2 separate regions of the Homo sapiens genome follow, and region 2 is linked to region 1. The links are chromatin loops, found by intact Hi-C in ENCODE. Cell type or tissue: GM12878. All regions are shown on one strand.

Region 1 (8,000 bases):
GTGAGCATAATCCTACCTTGCAGAGTTGTTCCAATAATTAAACAATATCACATACGCAAAATACTTAGCAGGCTGTAGGCATACTTTTAAGTGGCCATTTTTTTTTTATGGAGTACACTGGTGGGAAGGGGCTAGAGTCTTGGCCACTCACTTACTAGAATAGTACAAGGTAGTGATCTTCCAACTGGGGTATGCAAAACCCTGGGAATACAGAAGGCTCCTCCAAAGAGTCAGAGGTATGAATCCTCCTAAGAGAATCAATGTCCAGATCCATTATTTCTCGATGTAATCTATTCTAAACTTGACCTGTTTAAGAACATTTCTGTGTGTGGTGAAGGCTGCACACTAGCAACATTTCCTTTCCTACTAACTTTTAAAAAATTAACTCCTCCAAGTTATCAAAAAAAAAAAAAAAAGAAAGGCATTCCTTTTACCTATCACAAATTTGCTATGTTGCATTTCTCTATTGCAATAATGATCTAGGCTGTCAAGCAAGGGACAAGTTGAAAAATTGTTATGCATAGAGTCCCTTTAATCAAGGTAGCATAACACTCCATCCATTCTACTAAAAAGGTACATTTCCAATACAAATCTACTTGTTAGAGTTAGTGATAATTTATCAAACTCTGTAATTTTTTTATTTTATCAATTGACTATTACTAATAATATAATAACAACTCAATCAAAAGGAATGTTTAACCCTCAGAGCTTTATAGTTGAAATAAATTATTTAAAGTTCAATTTTAATTTATATTCACATTTTTGATACAGAAAGTATGAGAGGATGATCAATAAAAGACTTTCAAGCATGAAAAATGTTATATTATGATAATATTCTAGGGTAGTAGTATAATAAATGTACAATTTTGAGCAAAAAAAAGAAGGGATTGTTCATGAGTTTTTTTAAATTAATGGTTCTGGGTAACATATCACCATGGCATTTAGATTCCCTTGGAAACATTTAAAAGCATAATCTAACAGTTACATTTTTAAATTATAATATTTATAATATGTAGAAAATTACATCCTTCTCAGCCACTTAAACTTATTATTAAAAATGTATAAGATGGTATACAGTAAAAACACAATTTTCTGGTCCATGTATGCAATACAAGTTAGTCTACAGACCCCTTAGGCAGAGGTTAAGAGCATGGAACTTTTCAAATCAGAAAGAACAGGCTTTGAAATCAGTCTCCACCTCTTGATTTTTAATGACCCACGTTCAACTTAACCTCTCTGTGCCTCAGTTTCCTTATCTTTAAAATGGAGATAAACACGAAAGAATTAAACGAGATAATGCATCTAAAGTATTTAGCCTTGTGCCTGGCTTTTGGCAGCTATCATCATCACCATCTTTACTGCATGTGGGGAAGACAAGGCAAGAGAGGCCTCAGTGTGAAAAGAGGATCCAAGAGTTACACTGCAGACTTGAAGTAACATTTCTTCAAAGAAAATATATACAAATGGCCAACAAGTACATGAAAACATGTACATTATTAGCCATTAGGGAAATGTGAACCAAAGCACAATGAGATACTCTTTCAAACCCACTAGAAAAGCTGGAATCAGGAGGGAGAGAGGGAGGGAGAGAGAAAGGAAGGAAAGAGAGAGGGAGGGAGAAAGAGAAAATAAAAAAGAAGGGAAGACAAATGTTATGTTAGCAAAAATGTGGAGAAATTGGAACCCCTCATACACTGCTTGTATGAATGTAAAATGGAGCAGTGGCTATAGAAAACAGTTTAGTGATTCCTTAAGAAGTTAATTACAGAATTTCCATTTGACCCAGCAATTCCACTGTTAAGTATATATCCAAAAGAATTAAAAACAGGTATTCAAACAAATATTTGCACACAAATGTTCACAGCAGCACTATTCACAATAGCCAAAAGTTGGAAACAACCCAAATTTCCATCAACAGATGAATGGGTATGGTTAAACAAATTGTAGCTTAACCACACAATGAAAGAGTATTCAGCCATTAGAAGGAATGAAGTTCTGAAATATACTACGATGTGTATGAAACTTGAAAACATGCTAAGTGAAGAAGCCAGACACAGAAGTTCACATATTATATGATTCCATTCATATGAAATATTCAGAATAGGCAAACCCATTAGAATTGCCAGGGACTGGGAGGACAGGGAACAACTGCTTAATAAGCAGAGAGTCTCCTGTGGAGTTGATGAAAATGTTTTAGAACTAGATAGAGGTTAAGTTTGCACAACATTGTGAATATACTAAACACTATACAGATTTGAAACCTTGCATTTCACATGTTGTATGTTTTATGGCAACAATTCTTCAATAATGATAACAAAGATGGTCACTTACCCTCAGTGTTTCCTTCTTGTCTCCAGGTTTTATTAATGCCTTGAGAAGCACTGGCTATCAATAATATCTAAGAAAGTTTAACAGTCAAAGCATAGCTGCTGTTCACAGCTGTAAAGCCGCACTGTAGGGAGGTTGCTTTCTCTGAAAGATGATGTATTTCTGAAACCATAGTTACAGGCAACCCTCCAGATTGCAAAAAGATTACCTGCAGCAACACCATTTTGAGGACTTTAAAGGGGTCATCCTACTTTTTAAGGAGTAGATGGAATCCTCTGCTTCATAACAAGCTCTTACATCACAAGAAGAGCTGAGGAAAAGAGAAGGAAGAGAGACTGATGGGGACACAGCATTCTTGTCCAGGGGGCAGGGCTTGGGGTTTTAGGAAAGTTAGACTGGGAAAGGGGACTTGCATAATCATTGAACAGTGCAAATTGCCCAAACGTGGCCAAACTACTTACCTGGTTGCAGTCTGTGGTGAGAGTTGGAGTCTCTATGAGATTCTTGCATGTAGATTCCTGCTTCAACATTTTCTCTCTGGGTAACTTGAGGCAGATTGCCTAATCTATGCAAGGTTCCGTTTTCCTCACCTGTAAAATGAGGATAATAAAATCTACTTCCAAGAGCTTTTTTGTGAGGGTAAAAAGATACAAGGTAGTTTTCCCACAAACTTGTCTGAGAATGACAATCACCTAGCATGCTTTCTAAATAATAAGTTTTTGGGCCCCATACCAGACATGGATCTGGATCATAGGGTACAGGGAGAGGGCTGGGAATCATATTTTGAATGCCTTCCTGGAATGATACTTAGCGATCTAGCTAGAATGGGAAATAATAAAGCTCTTGGTACATAAGTAGTCAAAAGTGTTATTTATTATGAATATTTTAGATTATTATTTTGGTGGTTATGGTAAACATTTAAACGAGGTGTCCAAGAAATCAAAATAATTAATAAAAAAAACTAAAAACCCATTTGAGTGTTCTTTTCCTCATATTATACAAATAACTGACTTGACCAATTTTTCTCCATTCAACATACTAAAATTGAGAAGGAAAAAATAATAACAATTTAAGCTTCTGAAAAAGATTATAACACTGTCAGCAATTAGGACAGCCATTTGAGGACAGTTTCTTTTTGGCAATAGGAGAGGAGGTAGAAATTCTAACAGATAAAAAATCTCCGCCAGTTCCCTATTGAGATTTCTCATGAGTCAATGACAATTTTAGTATTTTCAAAGAATAACAACTCTTTGATCTGAGGGTATGCTCTTTATTTTATCAGTTTGAAAGAGAGTCTGATGTCCCAACTAGATCCAGTTAATCCCCCCACTACATTGACTTTTAAAATTTGATTGTGGGCCACAGTAAGGAATATATTTTACATTGTATTTCAGCTATATATGTATCTGGAATAATACCATTATGTATCCTTATAATGTGCTATGCATTTGGATATTCTCTATTTTTTTCTTTTCTTTTTTTTATTTTTAGAAATTCTGGTTGCAATCCACTAATTTCTTTCACAACTACTAATTTGTCCCAAACCACTAATGGGTTGCAGCCTAAAATTTGAGAAGCACTGACCTAACATATGCATCTGAAGTTATTATTTTCACCTTCTCACAAATTGTGAATCATAAAATGACTGGTTTGGATTAAAAATAAGCCAGAGAGCCCAGGCAATGTGGCTCACACCTATAATCCTAACATTTTGGGAGGTTGAGGCAGGAGGATGGCTTGAGCCCAAGAGTTCAAGACCAGCCTGAGCAACATAGTGAAACCTCATCTATACTAAAAATAAAAATTAGCTGGGTATGGTGGTGCATGCCTGTGGCCCCAGCTACTCAGGATACTGAGGCAGAAGGATTACTTGAGCCAGGAAAGTCAAAGCTGCAATGAGCTGTGCTCCTGCCACTGCAGTCCAGAGTGACATCCTGTCAAAAGAAAAAGAAAGAGAGAAAGAAAGAAAGAAGGAAAGAAAGAAAGAAAGAAAGAAAGAAAGAAAGAAAGAAAGAAAGAAAGAAAGAAAAGTTTCATAATCCCAGTTTGCAAATCACCAAAGAAAAGAGATGAATCAGTAAGTTGGACTATAACAGAACTTAGTGTTCTCATCTGGGTATTTCTGACTTACATAGGCAAAACCTGAAACTCCATGTAGGAAGCTATGTTATGACTAACTTACAACTTTGGAGTTTACTGTTAATTACAAATAAAACAACTGCAAAAACTCGTCTGTGTATGTAGGCCTTCTTGAAAGTGAATTTGAATATCTGAAACAGCTTATGAAATTATGATCTGAGCAACGTGTCCTTTGAGGGGAAACGGCAAATGTGTGGAAAGGCTGTGCCTTTATTATTACATTGATAAAGAGTTGGCTCCTTTGTTTTATTATTTTCTCTCATGCACTTTTTTCCTTTCCTTTCATAAACTCTTTGTCCTAGGATTTGGCACTATAAATTTCCAACATTATGTGATAAGTAGTTATGCTATCATTTGCCCTACGTGCTTTCTGCATTGAAACAGGTTTACCACATGTGCTTCTTCAGGTCTTACACTGGGTTTAGATATAAGTCAGATTCTTAATCTGGAAATGAAAGAGGGGAAAACCTACAAGCATTAAAGAAGAGTCATGAACATGGGCTAATAACTACATCTGAAAAAGTAGAAATAATCTCTTTTCTTTATTCAAATGTGAAATATATGGCACATAAGATAATAAACTCTCTTTATTCACACCTATGTTTACCAAAACTTGACATTTAGCCATATTTGCTTCAGATATTTTTAAAAAACATTACAGCTGCACGTGAATCCTTCTATGTGCCTCAATTCAATCCTATTTCCCTTTGTTTTTGCAATTATGTGAACATTGTAATTTTATTCAAGGATGAATCCATGAAGTCTACAATATTGCATGTTTTAAAGCTTTATTAATGGTACCTTACTACATGCATCATTCTACAATATATTTTCATGTTTGCTGAACATTTTTCAATATTTTATCAACAACTTCATATATGTAGCTCTAACTTACAAATTTAACCATTATATATTATTTCACATATGAATCGCCACAATATATTGTAAACCGAAAATAAAATTCTAAGCCCTCCCCTCTCCTTCAACCATCTGAATGGACCCCTCCTCTCTTCCAAGGGCATTCCAGAGTTAACCTGATAAAATAATTCAGGCTATGATGGAAGAGGGATCAGACGAGCCTCATTATAACCTCCAGCATTAATATCAACACAGACCTTAAATTTGATAAGGAACATGTACAATGTATTTTCTCTAAAGCCTTCTACTTGTAGGCTTCATCTGCATGATAAAACCTTGGTCTCCACAACTCTTTATTATAACCCAGACATTCCTATCTTGATGATAACTCTTTCAACAAATTACCAATCAAAACCATTTTAAATCTACCTATGACCTGGAAGCCCCTCCCAATTCTAGTTGTCCCACCCTTCCAGGTTGAACCAATGTACATTGTACATGTATTGATTAATATATTATATCTCCCTAAAATGTACAAAAGCAAGCTGTACCCTAACCACCTTGGGCAGATGTCATCAGGACCTCCTGAGGCTAGGTCTCGGGTGCATCCTTAACTTTGGCGAAATAAACTTTCTAAATCGATTAAGACCTGTCTCAGATACTTTGGGGTTCACATATTAATGCTGTTAAACATACTTAGGTTATTGCCACATTTTCACTATTAAAATAAATGTAATGACAACAATCTAGCACAAGATACAGAAATGTAGGATCAGAGGATATGTGTGTCTTCACATTTACTAGCTATTGCCAAATTACTCTCCAAAATGGTTTGAGAATTTTTATTTCTCCTTATCTTTGTTGATGAAAAGAGTTGAACTATGTAAAATATTTGAAGGGATTTATTCTGAGTCAAATGTGAGGACTATGACCTGTAACACAGCACCCAGGATATCCTGGGAACATGTGCCCAAGGTGATCAGGCTACAGGCAGGTTTTATACATTTAAGAGAGTCATAAGACATCAAATAAAATATGTGGGGCATGCATTGGTTCAGAAAGGTGGAACAACTCAAAAGGATAGGGAGTTTATAGGTCATAGGTTCATACATGGATTCAAAGATTTTCTAATTGGCAGTTATTTGAAAGTTATTATCTAAAGGCCTGGAATCAATAGAAATGAGTGTCTGGGTCAAGATAAGGGATTGTGCAGACCAGGGTTCTTATTATGTACATGAAGCCTTATCAGTGGCAGCCATTAGAGACAACAGATGGCAAATATTTCCTATTCTTCCTCTAAAAGGGGCTAGACTCCCAGTTAATCTCTTCAGAATTGGGAGGGCCTAGAAGCGGGAGAGATCTAGTTATGTTAGCAGAGATTCTTTACAGAACCAATTTTTCCCAACAAGAACAGTTTTGCAGGACATTTTAAAAGAAGACAAAAAACGTATTTGGGGGTGAAATATTTTGATTACCTTCTTTATCTGTCACGTGATATTACATCAGAGTCAGGTTGGAAAGTAAGCCATGTTATATAGGGTTAAATAAAACTTATCTGATGAAATTTTATGGTTTGTACAAAGTGACTCCCCAGCCCCTTCGACAGGAATTTGGACCAGAAGAAAAAGGTCAGAGTTCAGTCCTCATCTTGAACAACATTCAATATTGTCAGATTTTCTATTGTTTTCTACCTGTTGGGTATGAAATTATATTTCACAGTTGTTTTAAATTTGTGTTTCTGTAATAACCTTTAGAATGGTTAACTTCTGTTTGTTTTTCATTCAGTTGTCTTTTGTTTTATATTATGTAAATATTTTAAATATTGTGGATATTCATTTTTTCAGATACACACAACACAAACACACACACACACACACACACACACACACACATCTCCCAGTTTTATCTTCAAATATCTTTTTTCCAGTTTTGAATTTTAACTTTGCTTTTCATGTCTTTTGTTATATAGAAATTTTACTTATCAATGAATAGATTTTATCAATAATTTTCTATATGGTTTATGATTTTGTGTCCCTGTTACAAGAAATGTGTTTCTTACTCCAATTTCAATAATATAGTTTATTTTCTCTTGAGAATTTCACAGTAAATTTTTCAATAGAGGAAACTTACTTTGTGGTACAAGGTAGGAAATCTCTTTTTTTCCAACGTGAATCTGATCATATTTTATTGAATAACTCATTTACCAACAATTATATATAATGTCACTTCCTTCATACGTGATATATATTCTAGGTCTATTTCTGATCTGTCTATAGACACTGGTCTGTTTTAATATCGATGAGCCAATACTACCCTCTTTTAATTATTGTAGAGGTATAATATCATGATACCTCAAAAGGTAATTGCCCTTTTTGTTTTCTTCAAAATTACTTTGTACTTTTTTTCTTCCATGTGAATTTTAGGATCAGATTTTCAAGTTCCATTAAAAATGCTAATTGGATTTTATTACAAATGACAGATTAATTTGAGGAATATGGCAATACAGTGATATTCTTGTGAGCATGATTTTTATAATTTTATATTTTATTTTGATGTTTTTGATGATGTTTTCTCAACTACTCAAGTTAGTTACATTATAAATTATTGGGGAGTTTTTTTAAGCTCCCCAACATATGTGAATCTTTTTAAATTTTTAATATCTTTCACTCTGATTT
Region 2 (8,000 bases), 400 kb after region 1:
TACATTAGACTTCTTCAACTATTTTAACTTTAAAAACAAAAATCTAACAATGTCTTCTCAGATCACATTAACATCTACTTCTGTGTTTTAAAATCAAGCTATATTTGTCACTCTAATACTCTGGCAGTCATTGGGTAGCAACTGACTAGGCTACAATGGGTTTGTTTGAGGTTAAGTATTATATTTTATATTGGGCATCTGAAATCAAAATAGAAGGGCATTAGGAATATGGATTAACTATGGAAACCAACACGTAAATTCATTTTTTATTCTAGCTGTGACTTTAAGACATTTATTTTTTTCTGTGCACAGTTTTTAATTTCCAAATTATTCTTCAGCAAATTTCTCTTTGAAATGAATTAAATTATGAATGGGAAAAATTCTACATAATGATGTTATCTTGACTAACGAAACACATATATTCACTTCTTATTTCTCTGTTTCAAAACTAGTTGTTATAATGAATATATTTTTATTGTTATTTTATTTATATTTTAAATATATAAATATTTCCATAGGATAATATGACTTTAAGGATAGGCATATGGGTTTTCTTCTGTGAATTAAGCAGACATATGAATAGCACACTTTAAAATTTATGACACCTGCTAACATGCACCTGATGGGTGATGTGTATCAGTGCTTTCCAAGAGGCCCTTCTCTTTTATAGGGGACCTGCAGAACAGAAGAATTAACAAAACACTTGAATTGGGGTCTATTTCTGAGACTTGGTTGGATTGTTTATAAAATTTAAGGCAGAACCAAACATAACTAGAAAAAGATAGCTAATCTAGGTCCAAATGAAGCTACAATGCCTCAAACCTAACTCCACGGACTTCTAGATTGTAGACTAATCATTTCCAGCAGAAATAAAATGTGATCCATGTAGTTAATTTCTAATGTTGTAATAGACAAATTAAAAAAAATAAAAACAGGTGAAATGGTTTCAAATAATATATTTCATTTAACCCAATATATTCCAGAATATCACTTTAATGTAATCAGTTATAAACATTATTTATTGAAATATTTTACATTCTCCCTTTTGTACTAAGTCTTCATAATCCAGTGTGTATTTTACACTTAAAGCACGTCTCAATTCAGAATAGTCACGTTCATGTGTTTAATAACCATGAACTGAACTGAACTGAACTGAGCAGAACTGAGCAGACCTACAGACTGAGTCTGTAGTGAAGATTCAACCAGAGCAGGCCTGTGCAGGTGCTCTACAGGTCGGTCTACAAGGACATGAAATGAGATGGTAAGGGTACTCTCTCTTCCTTCAGCCAGTTTGGTTGGGATACTTACATATTTGACTATTAAAAACCATATGAGGAAAAAGCCTTTTATTATTAGTAAAAATAGTAATAATTCTTACAGTTAATTTTATTGAACACTTACATGTGTAACACTCTACTAATCTATTAATGTTCACTTACTCCTCACAATAGTCTTGTGAAACAGGGTTTATTCTTATCTCCATATTACATAAGATGCCTGGTAGAAAGACTTCACGGAAGTACTGCAATCGGTTATTGCAAATGTGGTTTCTTAATAAAGGAAAAAAGTAATATTTCCATGATAATAGCAAACTACTAAAAAGAGGTAACGATCATCTAAGGCGCTGCTCCATGTACACTTGGAAGACTTTGGGAAACACCTGCTGCCTAAATAAAACAAAGATTCTTACAAACTACAAAGGTATATTTTAGTGCCATATTTAGCATTTCATAAGAACACAAGATTTGGAAAAGGTGCATGAAAATAAAGAAACACTTAAATCACACGTAAATCACTTCCACTGACAATGTGGCATATGTCAATAAATACTAAAAATCAACCACAATAAAATACCTCAGTCCACAAACAGTAAAAATCACATGAGAGACAAATGCTAAATTAAAAAGGTCAATAAATTGAAGGCTGATCATACAACACTGCAATGTAAATAAAGAATGAATAAGTTTTCATAAAACTATTTCTTCTAATTATCAGTCTAAATATGAGGATCATTTGTAGAAACTACCATAAAAAGATATAGAAAATAAAATTACAAACTAAGCTAATCGAAATAATTAATGTGTATTTTCTCATTATCTGGTACCATTTAGGTATATGTTTATTATAAGCCAGAGTAAGGAAATGCCCTCTCTACTTTTACTTTGATCTAGCTAACTTCTACTCATTCTTCAAATCCTCCAGCCTTTTTTGACCACCCCCTCTACTACCATCACTCTTCCTCTGTTGTATCTCTCAAAGTAACGTTTATATATCCTTTGAAGCATCTGTCACAGTTACAATTTCATATTTATGTATGTGATTATTTGCTGTCTATTCCCTGCTAGATTGGTGTCCATTTCCTGCTAGACAGTTAAGTTTTATGAAGGCAAGGGCCATGTCAGTTTTTGCTCGGTATTTTATTTGCTGTCTAGCAAAGTGCCTAATACACAGTAGGTATTAAATAAATACTTATTTAGTAAATTAATAAATTTGCTAAGAATTTTATATCAATAATTTTACTCCTAAAATAATTACATTAATTATTTTTATTTAGGCACTTTGCTAGACAGCAAATAAAATACTGAGCAAAAACTGATATGGCCCTTGCCCTCATAAAACTTACTGTCTAGCGGGGAATAGACACCAATCTAGCAGGGAATACACATGAAATAATCACATACATAAATATGAAATTGTAACTGTGACAGATGCTTCAAAGGAGATATAAATGTTACTCTCAGGGATACAAAAGACGAAGAGTGATAGCAGTAGAGGGGGTGGTCAAGAAAGAAAATAAATTAATAATTATATTAATTATTTTTACCTCCAATTCATAAAGAAAATGAATCCTGGGTTCAGTGATTTGCCCAAGACTACATAGCCAATAATTAGTATTGAACTCAAGAAGTTTGATTCTTTTAATCACCTTTCAAAACCCAAGCCTTGCTTTTTTAAATTTTTCCCAATGCTTCACAGTACATGAAATACACGTATTATTGAGTTTGCACCTTGAATTAATTTCTCCTTTTCTTTTTCTTCACAGCCTCTACCTAGGCCAAACTATGGTAAATTTGTATTTCAAAAATATAAATCTGCCATCATTTTCCACTAAAAAAAATCTTTAACGGCTATCTAACACCTGCAGAATGAAAGTCAAAACTTCTGACAGCCGGGCACAATGGCTCACGCCTGTAATCCCGGAACTTTGGGAGGCCAAGGTGGGCGAATCACCTGAGGTCAGGAGCTCGAGACAAGCCTGGCCAACATGGTGAAACCCCGTCTCTACTAAAGATACAAAAAATTAGCCGGGTATGGTGGTACGTGCCTGTAATCCCAGCCATTCGGGAGGCTGAGGCAGGAGGATCTCTTGAACCTGGGAGGCAGAGGTTGCAGTGAGCCAAGATCACGCCATTGCACTCCAACTTGGGCAACAAGAGCAATACTCCATCTCAAAACAAACAAACAACAAACTAACTTCTGAGCACAACAAACAAGATCCTCCAGGATCTATATCTAGCCTACCTATTCCAACCTCATCTCCCAGTTACTCTCCCAATAGTCTTTGTATGAAGTGCATCCAAACACTGAATGGTCCTCAATATTCTGCACTTTTTACACCTTCCTGTCTTTGTGTACCCTTTTCCTTCTACCTAGAATTCTTTCTACCCTTTTTCTGCCGATTGATCCTCTCTCTTCATGAACAATTAAAATGCCCTTCCTAAAACCTTTCTTGACAATTTAGACTGAGTCTGTCCCTCCTCTTCAAGGCCTCAAAGCACATCTACCTCTATCATGGCATGACTATCTTCTGTACTGAAGGCTGGGGAAATGCTTTCAACAACCATTTATTTTCAATCATAGTGAAAAGTGATTGGTTTATAGTTGTTGAACCTAATGAATAAGCAGATATGAATTTCCAAATTCCACATTCACAATTGAAGTTAAGGCAACTTCCGTTATGGAAGCATTATGAGAGAGCTGATTCAGTTATTGAGCAGAGTTTTGCAATAAGGTGGGACATTTTGGGATATGCTATAACAAGGAGGATGGTTGGGTTCTCCATGAGCCATGTGAAATTTTAAGAGACAGACGAAAGATTTTTCTTAAAATGTATATGTTAATTGGAAAGAATGGCCTTTGTATTTTATCATCAATAAAATTACAATTAATTTCCAAGGATTATGCACATACATCAGAAAAACATTCCAGGAAATTTTAATAAAACATGTAATACAGAAAATATATATTTATGGAAAGTATTAATTTGACAGTACCAGTTGAATACAGCTTTTTACTGAAAAGCTGTTTTATACCTCCTAATTTTTTTCTTAACGAAACAGGCTGCTCGACTATAAGAAAAGGAGAATTAGAAAAACAACAGTATTTGGTCAGATTTTTAGCGTAAATTTTCTTTACTACTCCTACCCTCAAAGTTCTTTCAATAATTGTATTTATATATCTATTCCTTGTTTCTCCATGTGTTTTTCTTTAAAAATATTAAATTTACTATTAATTATTTATACATATAATACATCAACCAAATTGCTGTACCTTATCCCCCCCCCCCATATATATTAAACCGTGAGGTCAGAAATATACTAAAATTATGAATGGACTATTGAAAATGAGAGCCCAAAAAACAATCTAAATTTAGGAGTTAGGCATTATGTTAACTAGAACCAAAATAAGGATTTCTCACTAATCTCAATTATTCACCTCTTTATTTATTTTTCTTTATAAAGCAACACATTTTCTTTTAGTATTTTGAACTCAAAATGACAATCAGCTAAATTTTGATTTCCTGGAAAGCTATTCAAAAACAATTATTTAGCAAGTACATCTACTAGATAACATTGAAGTGTTGAGAGTGAATAAAGAGAAACTAGAGAAAGAATACAACTGCCTGAATATGATAATGGTTCATTCCCTGAATCAAAGTTGAGTAATAACATGAGTATATTTGTGGTCTCTTATGAGCCATTTCAACACAAAGATCCAAGGACTTTTTTTTCAATATATTGCAGCCATATCATGCCTATTACTTTATATTTTTTTACATTAACTCCTCTTTTGCCAGATGAATTTAGAAAATTAGTAGCATATGCTTTAGCTCCAGATCACTATTTTCTGAATCATTTTCTAATTAATGACTAATATTCATGTAAGCCAGTCTTTTAACTAGGAATCATCACTTAAATTTTAATCAAATAGTTTTAATACTATGAAATCTATTTGCTTTTAGTTGTCAAATAACTGACTTGGATCTCATATATACATATATCCATAGTCAAAGCACATATGTATTTTTGACAGTAGTTTTAATGTTAGCTACTTTAGTTGAAATTTTGCAATGAGAATATTTTAAGGCACACTTATACCTAGAGAATAAGTACACTTGCATCTTCATAACATTTTCCAAGACTACGATAAATAAAAACTAATACAAAATTTGGCCATCTGTAGAAGTGAATCAATATTTTAAATGATGGTATATTTGAGAAATGGAAATATTCAGAATATTAACAATATTTCTGAGATACAACTTTGGAGAAACAGCCTAAATATTTTTTTTCAACTAATTTTGAGAAAAAATATTCCTTTGGAAAAGACTATGGCAAGTGTTAGATTTTTGGCAGGTAAGTATTTGTAAAAGAATTTAATTTAGATTTTATTTATTTGATATGAAATTAAAAGACACATTTTAATTTCTGAACTAATAGAACACCAGAACAATGTAAACATTTCAGTCTCTAACATGAACCAGATATACTTTTATTAACTGAATGGATTTAAATGGACTAGGACACAAATGCTCAATAAGAGCAGTTACAATTTTTCATATGCATTAAACAATCTTTTCTTTTACCTGTTGTATTATAAACGTCACCCTAGCTTCTAAACAACACCACAAAGCAGATCAGGCATGAAATGGTCATAAGTATTAGTTTCCAGTAGATTTCACTTTTCTTTTTCAAGCTACAGCTTGACATTTTGCAAACTCTCTAGAGACCAAACAGTGAAATCGAGTTACTGCAGGAGTGAACTGTAAATTCCATGAAACCATGTAATATATCTTAACACAGATGGACACAGTACATTAAAATAACTGTGGATGATAATAGAACAATACCATCTGTTTTGTCTAGGGAAGACAACGCACATCAACTACACTGTCAGTCATATCATATATCTTTAGTGTCATCATGTGGTAGACGACAACTCTATATGTCAGGCCAAGTGTACACTTCTTTAGGGATTACTGAAAACAGTAAAAAGTTAACTCTGAAACAGAATTCATGAAAAGATCCTTCAAGTAAATAGAAGGCCCCAAGACCTAATAGTTAAACTTGATAAATGTAAATAGATGCCACATTTTCCCATTTCTAAATCAATACATAAACTTTAGGATATTTAAAGATCTCCAAAGAAATGTCTTTAACCAAATATTAAAAAATGTAATTTAAAGATAAATTCTAGAAAATTATTACTTTTTAAACCCTTAACAGTACTTTACCTATACAGTCAGCTGCAAAACCTTAGTTTGTACCATAAAAGTAATGAGGTCATTTGAATAAGAGAGTGTAAATTAATCCAATCTCCTTTTCCTATCTGTGCTGTGTAAAACCTCAATGATTATGGTTTCTAAATTATGCTCAAGGGCAAATTAAAATTTGCATGAGAGTTTTGCTTGATGAGCTGAATGTTGTAAAGACAACAGCATGCAGTGTAACTTTTAATTTTGCATATTTCCCTAAAGACAGTAGACTATATGGATTATAGGAAAATGAAGAACTTGGCAAGCTGCTTCCAACTGAACAATGTATCTTCCTAACTGACATTAATTAAAACTCCCAATGGCCTCTTAAACACCTGACAAATACAATAAATGTTGCATACTGTGTGGGTACTATCTACTAGCAGGAGGTAGTTGTATAGAGTGTGCTTTTGAAGGCAAAGATTGTAATTCAAACTACATAACCAACAGGCTTTGGAAAGTAAAAATAACTATTGCTAAAAGCATAGCTAGCCAGTTAATGCAAGACAGAATTATGACTGTACAGTCAGACTTCTTTCCTTCAGTTCAACAGAAATAAATGACAAGATAAGTATACTGATATTGAACTGTATTATTTAAAAAAAATACTCACCTGCCATGAGTATTATTGCTCAAAGTTTTCCACCATTTCACATTATATCTCTGAGAATTAGGGGTAGGCTGTTATCATATTAAAATCTAAGTTCACATAATCCATTCTCAAAAATAAAATTGTTTTCATCTAAATATATGCATTCTTACATGTTAAGAATGTGCTTTAATAAAAATTACAATTACAGCCATCTTCTGATCAACCAAAAAATACAAATTACAATAAATGAGATCATGCACAGTCACAAAGGAAATGCTCAAAAGGAAGCTTGCTATGAATATAAAATAATGTGAACTTAACATAAAAATTCCAGCCGTTACTATCTAAATTCTCAATAGACAGTGTCAGCCACTTAATTTGCAGGTACCTACTCCCTAATGCCTCTCTTTGCAATGTTACTTAGACTTTCTTCTGTGCTAAACCCAGAAAAATGCCTGTCATTTGCTGTCAGATTTCTCATCTCAAATTCTCCTCAAGCAACAAAGTCAGGTTAATTGCAGTCACTTTTACATTCACCAGCAACTTACAGAGTCAGCGCACAGTAACAATTGGCTGTGAAATGAGAAAAGGCGCCCCATCCCTGGAATTGGGCGAGAGATAACAAATGTGAAAGGATTGAATGCAAATACAGATAAATAAAACCTAATAGAAAACACCGCCTAAATTTAATGTAACAACCATTCGACCTCATTAGCTGAACATGTTCTTGTCATATTTCTTCAGTAAATGCTTTCATGCAAGACAGGCACAATGAATATGCTACCACTTGTACCTATAGTGAATGGAACTTAAGAATGCACTGTAGATACACAACACTGCATAGTAAATAGATTTAAATCCTTTTTTATAAAT

What was found. Hi-C counts contacts between places; a loop is a spot of excess contacts. Peaks named below come from ENCODE experiments on the same cell type or tissue, not always from the same donor. Only the 100,000 strongest peaks of a DNase experiment are listed, where the experiment ranks them.
Region 2: a loop joins it to region 1, with 2.2 times the contacts of the local background. A loop is called at or near these places in 1 of 110 quality-filtered maps.

The regions. Positions count from the first base shown.
Region 1 is chr7:114,829,965-114,837,964 of GRCh38, reverse strand. No RefSeq gene overlaps it. Among named protein-coding and RNA genes, the nearest start is that of MDFIC, 88 kb to the left of the region's middle. In GM12878, no CTCF peak of the experiment used is centred here; DNase peaks (open chromatin) are centred at 4,554 and 4,844; H3K4me3 peaks cover 370 bases; H3K27ac peaks cover 2,025 bases.
Region 2 is chr7:114,431,006-114,439,005 of GRCh38, reverse strand. The region is part of intron 2 of FOXP2 (forkhead box P2); the gene reads right to left. Among named protein-coding and RNA genes, the nearest start is that of FOXP2, 20 kb to the right of the region's middle. In GM12878, no CTCF peak of the experiment used is centred here; no DNase peak of the experiment used is centred here.